Linked DNA regions of Homo sapiens: region 1 is linked to region 2. A link is an interaction called in ENCODE POLR2A ChIA-PET data of the cell type or tissue named here. Cell type or tissue: Caco-2. All regions are shown on one strand.

Region 1 (5,000 bases), 1.4 Mb after region 2:
GTCTGGAACAAGCAAATCTACAGAGACAGAAAGTACACTAGTGGTTGCCGGGGGCTTGGAGCAGATGGGAAGATAGGGAGGTCATGGGTAAGGAGTTGGGGGTATCTTCTTAGGGTGATGAAAACATTCCAAAATTGATTGTGGTGATAGTTGCACAACTCTGTGAATATACTAAAAACCACTGAAAGCCTGGGCAACATGGCGAAACCCTGTCTCTGCAAAAACTACAAAAATTAGATGGGTGCGGTGATGTGTGCCTGTAGTCCCAGCTACTAAGGAGGCTGAGGTGGGAGGATCACTTGAGCCTGGAAGTTCGAAGCTGCAGTGAGCCGTGACTGCACCACTGCATTCCAGCCTGGGCAACAGAGCAAGACCCTGTCTCAAAAAAAACCCAAACTCACCGAAGTGTACATTTTAGATGGGTGAATTTTATGGTATATGAATCTCTCAATAAAGCTGTTACCAAAAAATACTGTCTGAAGAAGTGTTATCTATTTAATGTCTATGCACCTAACCATTCTCTCCTCAAATATATGATGGTGGGGGTGGATATGTTATTATTTTCTTCCATATCCTGTCCACCATAATGCTCTGGTCACATTAAGGACTCATTCAGCAGCCATAAAAAAGAATGAAATTGGCCGGGCACGGTGGTTCACGCCTGTAATCCCAGCACTTTGGGAGGCCGAGGCGGGAGGATCAACTGAGGTCAGGAGTTCGAGAACAGCCTGACCGACATGGAGAAACCCCATCTCTCCTAAAAAATACAAAATTAGCCGGGCATGGTGGTGCATGCCTGTAATCCCAGCTACTCGGGAGGCCAAGGCAGGAGAATCACTTGAACCCAGGAGGCAGAGGTTGCAGTGAGCTGAGATCATGCCATTGCACTCCAGCCTGGGCAACAAGAACAAAACTCTGTCTCAAAAGAAAGAAAGAAAGAAAGAAAGAAATCATGTCCCTTGCAGTAATATGGATGCAACTGGAGGCCTTTATCCTAAGTGAACTCACTCAGAAACAGAAAACCAAATACCGCATGTTCTCACCTATAAGTGGCAGCTAAACAATGGGTACCCATAGACATAAAGATGGAAGTGACAGGCCGGGTGCGGTGGCTCACGCCTGTAATCCCAGCACTTTGGGAGGCCGAGGTGGGCAGATCACCTGAGGTCAGGAGTTTGAGACCAGCCTGGACAACATGGTGAAACCCCATCTCTACTAAAAATACCAAAAATTAGCCAGGCGCGGTGGCAGACGCCTGTAATCCCAGCTACTTGGGAGGCTGAAGCAGGAGAATCGCTTGAACCTGGGAGGCGGAGGTTGCAGTGAGCTGAGATCGGGCCACTGCACTCCAGCCTGGGGGACAAGAGCAAAGCTCCATCTCAAAAAAAAAAAAAAAAAAGAGAAAAAAGATGGAAATAACAGACATTGGGGATTCCAAAAGGGAAGGGAGGCAGCAGGGCAAGGGCTGAAAAATTACCTATCAGGTACAATGTTCACTCTCTTCCCTTTCATGGAGGGCACTCTGGGTACACCAGAAACCCAACCCCACCAGTATGCAAAATGCCTGTGTAACAAACAGGCACGTGTACCCCCAAATCTAAAATTAAATTAAATTTAAAAAAAGACTCATTCAAAACAACTGTTACCTCATGGCATTAAGGAATTTCTGTGAATTATCTTTTAGGTATTACAAGATATTGTGGTTATGTTTTTTAAGAGACAGAGTCTCGCTCTGCTGCCCAGGCTGGAGTGCAGTGGCACAATCACAGCTCACTGCAGCTCTGGGTTCAAGCAATCCTCCTGCCTCAGCCTCCTGAGTAGTTGAGACCGTGGGTGTGAGCCATGGCACTCAGGCAGTGGTTATTTTTAAAAAGGGTTCCCATCTTTTATTGATACATCCTAACATATTGCTACATGCAATTGTATCTTTTTTTTTTTTTTTTTTTGAGACTGTTGAGTCTTGCTCTGTCGCCTAGGCTGGAATGCAGTAGCACGATCTAGGCTCACGTTAACCTTTGCCTCCCGGGTTCAAGCAATTCTCCTGCCTCAGCCTCCCCAGTAGCTGAGACTACAGACACCCGACACTGCACCCAGCTGATTTTTGTATTTTCAATATAGCCCAGATTACACCGTGTTGGCCAGGCTGGTCTTGAACTCCTGACCTCAGGTGATCTGCCCAACTCGGCCTCCCAAAGTGCTGTGAGCCACTGTGCCCAGCCTAATTTTATCTTTTATCATATCTGGGACTTGCTTCAAAATCACTTGGGGTGGGAAAAATGGAGGGACGGGTAGGAAGGAGCCATGTGTGAGAACGGGTGAAGGGCAGGGCTGTGCAAGCCCGGTAGGTAAGTGTCTCTTCTACGCACATTTGAGATCTCCTGATGTTTTAGAATGTGTTGAATGAAATGAAACATTCATCTGCTGCAATTGGAGCTCAAAAATCTCATGTTTGGAGAGCTCCTCAGATACTCCAAGTGCCCCAGGTGCCCACCTCCCAGGAAGGGAAGCACACACTTCTCACCCCATAGCCCACCCAATACAACAGGGCTGGCAGCAGAGAAACGGCGTAACCCATCCGGAGCCAGGGAAGATAAAACCAGGAGGAGCAAAGGTTTCCGGGGCCAGAGCATGTGGAAAGTTGGCCATGCCCAAGCCCCCTTACCCCGTCCCCACTACCCACAATCTGGAAATACCTGAACAGTCACCACCTGCTTGCCCAACCCAACAGGATTTTTATGACCCTGGTGTAAAAAGGATGAGAAAGGAAAAGCAGGGCCTCCCCCCAGTGCCCGCCTCCCCGAGTGCCCGCCTCCCTCCAGTGCCTGCCCCCCACCTCACCCAGCCAGCCTCTTCCAGGTGCTTCCTCTTCAGGCAGGAGGCCACACTCCTGGCCCACGCAGGGACTTCACCTCTCCCCAGAAGAGGGCACACCTGCTCCCTGCCTTTCACCCAGCTGGGAGTGGATGCAGAGTGGCAGCTTCTCCCACCTCTGAGTCACCGGAAACAAAGCCGGGGGACTGCAGAAGACACGGGCACCATGGCTTCACAGAGGCCAACCCACCCCAGTGAGTGCCACCCAGCTCCTGGGCCAGCCTCACTCACTCCAGACACAGGGCAGAGGGTTCCTAATGTCTCTAAAACCGAGGAACTCATAAGAATGGTAACCAGATAAAGCCATTCGCACCACACCCGCCTTCCCTCCCTGGCCCTGGAGAGTAGAGGGCCCCAGACCAGAGTCTGAGAGTGGTCAGCACGTTTCCTGCCTTGATGTACCCCCGCACTGAAAGCCAACCTGAGGCCGGGCACTGTGGCTCAGGCCTGTAATCCCAGCACTTTGGGAGGCCAAGGTGGGAGGATCACTGTAGGTCAGGAGTTCGAGACCAGCCTGGCCAACATGGTGAAACCCTGTCACTACTAAAAATACAAAAATTAGCCGGATCTGGTGGTGCACGCCTGTATTCCCAGCTAACTGGGAGGCTGAGGCAGGAGAATTGCTTGAACCCGGGAGGCAGAGGTTGCAGTGAGCCGAGACCAGGCCACTGCACTCCTAGGTGAGAGAGTGAGACTCCGTCTCAAAAAAAAAAAGGTCAGGCGCGGTGGCTCACGCCTGTAATCCCAGCACTTTGGGAGGCCGAGGGGGGCAGATCATGAGGTCAGGAGGTAGAGACCATCGTCGCTAACACGGTGAAACCCCATCTCTACTAAAAATACAAAAAAAAAATTAGCCGGGCGTGGTGGCGGGCGCCTGTAGTCCCAGCTACTCGGGAGGCTGAGGGAGGAGAATGGCGTGAACCCGGGAGCCGGAGCTTGCAGTGAGCTGAGATCAGGCTACTGCACTACTGGGTGAGAGAGTGAGACTCCCTGTCAAAAAAAAAAAAAGAAAACCAACCTGGCCCTCAGCGTGACTTTCTGTAACATACTTTACTTAGCACAAACGGGATTCCTCAAAGTAAATCGGGTCTGCGGCCTCACCACACTGGCATAAACAGGACTGGGACTACAGGTGGCTAACCTCACCTTCCTGGAAACAGACAGCAGCCAGGTGAGGCAGGTGAGCAGCTGAGACTGGGATGGGCAGACGACAAGCCCAGGGCCAAGGGCGCAAAGCTCTTCCAAGGACCTGGTGCTTAGGGAGGAGGAGTGGGGGTGAGGTGGGGTGTCCAGGTGGAAGAACGCCAGTCACTAATAAATTCCTGGACCTCAGATAAGCCTCACAAAAACTTTGGGAGGCCAAGGCGGGCAGATCGCTTGAGCCCAGGAGTTTGAGACCAGCCTGAGCAATGTGGAAAATCTCATCTCTACTAAAAATACAAAAATAAACCAGGCGCGGTGGTGAGCACCTGTAGTCCCAGCTACTTGGGAGGCTGAAGGGCGAGGCTCACACAAGCCCGGGAGGTTGAGGCTACAGTGAGCCATGATCACACCACTGCACTCCAGCCTGGGCGACAGAACGAGATCTTGTCTCAAAACATACACATACACAAGCTCCAGTGAACTTTACTATATTATACAGCAAGACTGTTTTCTGTCTTAAATGCTTTAAATCATAAGATAACCGCAAACACACAGGCAAGCAGAGAATAACACCTGTGTACCCTCCTGGAATCAACAAATTTAACATTTTGCTGTATTGATTTAGAATGTCCCCCCTACCCCACCCCACCCCCACCAGTTTGTTTGTTTATTTTTGTTTTTGTAGAGATGGGATCTCACTATGTTGCCCAGGCTGGTCTTGAACTCCTGGACTCAAGCAGTCCTTCCTCTTTGGCCTCCCAAGCTGCTGAGATTACAGGTGCCCAGCCCTGCAAAAATTTCTAAGATGCAATAGATACAACCTCCTCTCCCTGTCCCCAGAATGCGGGGCTCATCTTTCCCTACGTATTTGAGTATCTACAAGTGCATACAGTGCCACCATACACGTGCGAGGCACACACAAATGCTGCCTACTCTGTGCGCGGTCCTGCAACTTGCTTCTCGTCCACATTGAGTTCCAAGCTGCC
Region 2 (5,000 bases):
TCGGTAACCCACCTGCATTCTGTTCTATATGTGAGGTCTGGAGGTTGCACCTTAAAACGTGGTAGAAATCAGTCAGCATATGCATACTGTGCATACTGAATGCCTGTCGTGTGCTCAGCCGGCTTCCTGCCCTCCGCACAGCGGAGGACCACTGGCTGACTTAGAGTTCTGGCCACAGGTGTCCAAGTCGCTATCCATGCGGTCACCTTCCAACCAGCCTTAGACCTCGAGAGCAGGGCTGGGCAGAGCTGGGCAGGGCCTGACCTGCCCACCTGGGGGCAAACACTACACAGGCTCCCTTTATCAGAAGGACGATAGTATGAATAGTGATTGTTCCTACCATCATCACTCAACCTCGCTGGTCCCCTGGTGGCTCTTCTCAGATCAGAGGCTGCCAGGAAGGAATTTTGAGGCTCCAGGACTAGCCCAAACTCACACTGTGGGGAGTGTGCACTGAGTGCTATGCTCCTGGCTTAGGGAAGAGCAGTTCTGCCTAGGATCTTTCTAGAATCAGAGGGTCACAGATCCAAGTTGGAAAGGCCCTTAAAGGGCTCCACCTGACCTTTCATCATGGAGATGAGCAAGCTGAGGCCCAGGGAGGGCTTGGTGTGAAGGCATCAGTAGCCCTGGGCTCCTGGCAGGAAGCTGGTGGCTTGGAGGGGACTGGAGCCTTGGGGTGTGGACAGGGAGCTAGCTCACCAGCTCCAGGGTTCCCTTTTGGAGCCTCGAGTCATGGGACCAGGTGTGCTGAAGGTGATGGCCCTGTGCCTGGTGGCACATCACCTGTCACCCGGATGCTGCCTGGGGTAGGAGCTGGGTGATCATAGCACATGGAGGCCTGACTGGCTCAGGGAGGGTAGGAGGTGCTCCTCCCCGGAGCCCACAGGCACCTGCTGGGTGCTTGCTGGCTCCAGATATGGATGGCATCTGAGCATCAAGTGATCAAGACCTTCATTTTGGCGGGGGTGGGGATGGGAGGCGACAGTAACCAAATTCACAAGATAGTAACTCTTCCCCAAAGCATCTGTGGCTCTTGAGGCTAACTTGGCCAGTACAGCGGCCTGTGTTACCCGAAATGCAACTCCACCCTCTGTCATTGTTCCTGAACCGGGGAGGGCAGAGCTGCAGGAGAGTGGGAGGCATATGGCTGAGGGCAGGTTTGGGTGCAGAACTGTGGAGGGGCAGGGCCGGCCTCCCAGTGAATAAGCCCCCGGCCTGCAGGTGCCAGAGTACTGTTCCGTGTGGGGCTGACACTGGTGCGCCTGGCGCTGGGCACTGCAGAGCAGCGAGGGGCCTGCCCTGGCCTCCTGGAGACACTGGGAGCCCTTCGAGCCATCCCCCCCGCGCAGCTGCAGGAGGAGGCCTTCATGTCACAGGTGGGTACCCCCACCTCTCCTTGGACTTGCCCAGCCCCTGCTGCACGGGGGAAACTGAGTCCCAGAGCAGGAAGCCAAAGCGAGAATGGGGACTTAGTTCCTGTCCCCTGAGCTTCAGAGAACACAAAAACCTGAGGCCTCCAGTGGCTTTCTGTGGCTCCCCAGTGAGGCTGTCAGCCCCTCAGTCCTCAGCCACTTCCTGGGCTGGGGACCTCACAGTTTCCTGTTCCTGCCTTGAGGCCGGGCAAACGCAGCACCAACTGCTCCCCACAGGTGCACAGCGTGGTGCTGTCAGAGCGGGACCTGCAGCGGGAGATCAAGGCCCAGCTGGCCCAGCTGCCCGATTCCGCGCCGGGACCCCCGCCCCGGCCACAGGTCCGCCTCGCCGGGGCCCAAGCCATCTTTGAGGCCCAGCAGCTGGCAGGAGTGCGACGAGGCGCCAAGCCTGAGGTGCCTCGGATTGTGGTGCAGCCCCCGGAGGAGCCCAGACCACCGCGGCGGAAACCCCAGACCCGCGGCAAGACTTTCCATGGGCTCCTGACTCGGGCCCGGGGCCCCCCCATCGAGGGGCCCCCCAGGCCCCAACGAGGCTCCACCTCCTTCCTGGACACCCGCTTCTGAGAGGACCATGGACTTAGTGTCCCCCAGTCTCAATTGCCTGATGGCTGATGCCGGCCCGGCAAATAGGCACCGCACTTTACTCTTGGGACTCGGGGACTTGGCTTCCTTCCTGGCAAGGACCAGGCAGTGGGGAAGGAGGAGGTCCTCCGTGGTACATACTGGGTCAGGCACTAGCATGGAGGAGGGTCACAGAGTGGGGCACGTGAGGACCCATGGAACCGTCCTGGTGCCCAGGCCCTCACAAGTACCAAAGCCAGCACCAAAGGAGTCAGGGAAGGGGTTGGCTGAGTCAAGGGACCCCAGAGGGCACCAGGAATAAAATCTTCTTGAACAGATGCCTTGGATGGCGCTGGATCAAATGCCCTCCTCCCAACCCCAGACAGGCAGCCCCTTCCCCTCCTCCCTCATCTGCCCTTCCCAGCCCCGCCCTCTCCTGGTCCTGCCCTGGGGACACACCGAGGCTGCCCACTGGCCGCTGGGGAAGGTGTTTACAGTAATAAGAGCCAATTGAAAGTTGCCCTGCCCAGCCTCTGGGGACAGGAGTGGCTTTTGCACCTGCAGGAGGAGGGCGCCCCAGTGGATGGCGAGTCCAGGGGCTCTACCCCCTCTTCTGCCCTCCTTCCCCTCCCTCCAGGGTGGTTCAGTACTCGCTGGGATGGGGGACTCTAACCCAAGTCCTCCCCGCACCCATGGTTCTAGTCACATCTGTCAAAGGGATCCAGGCAAGAACAAAGGCCTAGTGTGCCTCGGACAAAGGAGAAAGGTCCCGCCAGCCCTCACCCCTCCCTGGGCCCTGCGTCTGCCCCCTCGGGACCGCCACCATGGAAACCCCCTCCCACACTCACTAATAGCCCCCGTGGGTGCCCAGGACCTGAGCCATCGCCAGGGCAACAGGGCTGGTTCCGACACAGGCGTGTGTCCCGCAGTGTCCATTCCCAAGTGCCCTCCCTTCGATGGGGAACACGGCAGGACTCCATATGGATGGGAGGCATCTGCAGGCCCAGGCTCCAGGGGTGGCCATTGGGTGGGGTGTCAGTGGAGTCACCTGTCAGACTCTGGGTTTGGAATGTTCTTGCGACAGGGCCACAGGCTGCGTCTATGTGGCAAGTGCCAGGTCCTGGGTCCTGGGCAGACTTGTCCTACTCCCAAGGAGCCTAACCCCTGGAAGAGGGAATCATGGCGGCCCAGACCCTTCCTTATCTGTCGTTTCTCCGGGGGAAACTGAGGCTCAGGAGGAGCAGGAACTTGCAGAAAGCCTTACTATCTATCCATAGCAGACCCAAGGTTTAGCCCTGCCCCAACCACTGGCAGCTCCCCCCTGGGCAGCCCCCTGGGAGTGCTTTCTCCTGCTCCTTCCCCGCTCTACCCCCAATCCTGCACCAGCCCCTCAGTGTGTGAATGAGGCAATAGCCAGACTCCCGTGATTTAGAGCGCGCTCCAGAGCCTCCTCTGCCCACTCCTCCTTACCCCGCTGGGGTGCCTGCAACTTAATAATAGCCTCCTTACCTGTAGTTTACAAAACCCTTTCCCAGACCCCCCGCCCCTAGGCCCTCTCTCTGCAGGTGGCCCCTGATATCCCTGTTAGAGACACAGGCTTAGTGAGGACAAGGACCTCACCCAGGCCCACAGTGAAAGGCAGAGCCGGCTGGAATGCAGAGGCAAGGCTCTGTGCTGTGTAGACTATGCCTTATCCTTAGACGAGGAGTGTCTTGGTGGAATCTCAGGCACTGTAGCGGGCAGGGTGGCCGGGGTCAGGGGGCACTTGTCCCTGAAATCCACTTGGGAGCTCCCCGCCCTCCACAGTTCAGCTCTTTGCCTGGGAGAATAGAGGAGCAAGGTGCAGCAGCCTCAGCCCTGGGCCGAGGGTCTGTCATGAGCCTGCGGGGGCGCGGTGGCAGTGGCTCACCCTGGACACAGACCCTAGGAGCCGGTGGTCTCCAGCAGCGTCCCTCCAGCTGGGGCTCAGTCATTGCCTTTCCTACTCAGGAGACTGTTTTCTGGGCAGCTCTTCTGTAGGTTTCCTTATCAGTCACCTGCATGGGAGCCCTAACTCACAGGCTGGACAGAAGAGGCCCAGTGCCCTCCGGGTGTGAACCCTCGCACACATGCGTTCTCACAGGCTCTCCTCCGCAGGGCTGCACCGGCCCCCACAGCACCTTTTTGCCAGCTAGGGAAAGACGTCTCTCCTCCAGGCAACATGCAGCCTCACCAGAGTGCACGGTGTAGCAGAGTGGGGTGTGATCTCTCTCCCAGGTGCCTTTGTGCAGTGAGCAACCTACACAAACATGCTCAGTGAACCTAGAAAGTCCCTACAGATCTGCCTGGAAGGGGGCTCAGAGAAGGGAAGTGATGCATCTGAGAGGACTCAGTGTGTGGGGACTGAAGCTGGGAGGGCCCCTGGGATGTCTGTCAGCCTGCCTCAGAGTGGACACGAGTGGGGGCATGCAAAGGAGTGGAGCAGGACAAATGGGTGCCTGCCATGGATCGGCGGGGAGGACCCACGGTCTCCATCTTGCCCTGCCACCCACTTGAGGTTCCCTGAATTCCCACACTGTTCCAGGCTCCCAGAGGGGTCAGACTTGGACTCACCTGCATGGGAAAGGCCCTTTCTTCTCCTCTGAGCCTCAGTATTCTCCTGCGGATAATGGGATTATAATAGCCCCCACCCCAGCCTCAAGAGGGCTCTACCAGCTCATGATGATGATGATGATGACTGTTCAGTCCAGCGGGACAGCAGCCAAAGCACTGCCTCTCCTCACCCCACCCCTACCTAGCCTCAGGTGATGTCCAGGCTTTCCTGGCAGGGGCAGAGCAGAACCACCCGCCCACCTGCCTGCCCCAAGTCCCAGGATCCTGAGCTTGGGCTGCAGCTGCCCAACTCTGATTTTCCTCCCTGTATCCACAAGGCAAAAGCCAGAGCAGCCAGGGACCAGACAGGGTGGCCTAGGAGAGGGCACAGCCGCAGCACTCTGTGCATGCATGCACGCATTCTGGCAGAAGATC

The links. ChIA-PET counts read pairs that join two places held together with the same protein. Peaks named below come from ENCODE experiments on the same cell type or tissue, not always from the same donor. Only the 100,000 strongest peaks of a DNase experiment are listed, where the experiment ranks them.
Region 1: POLR2A ChIA-PET joins it to region 2 with 8 read pairs; 1 of 35 experiments calls an interaction of 5 or more read pairs at or near these places.

The regions. Positions count from the first base shown.
Region 1 is chr11:68,822,868-68,827,867 of GRCh38, forward strand. All of the region lies in intron 1 of CPT1A (carnitine palmitoyltransferase 1A), which reads right to left. Among named protein-coding and RNA genes, the nearest start is that of CPT1A, 17 kb to the right of the region's middle. RefSeq lists an enhancer at 3,109-3,168. In Caco-2, a CTCF peak has its summit at 2,954 (motif pointing right); a DNase peak (open chromatin) is centred at 2,922.
Region 2 is chr11:67,407,758-67,412,757 of GRCh38, forward strand. It overlaps TBC1D10C (TBC1 domain family member 10C), which reads left to right. Exons shown (of 9, transcript NM_001369496.1): 8 at 1,222-1,376; 9 at 1,650-2,332. The coding sequence ends at 1,997. Among named protein-coding and RNA genes, the nearest start is that of CARNS1, 5.4 kb to the right of the region's middle. RefSeq lists enhancers at 4,119-4,258, 4,285-4,786, 4,787-5,000. In Caco-2, no CTCF peak of the experiment used is centred here; a DNase peak (open chromatin) is centred at 2,476.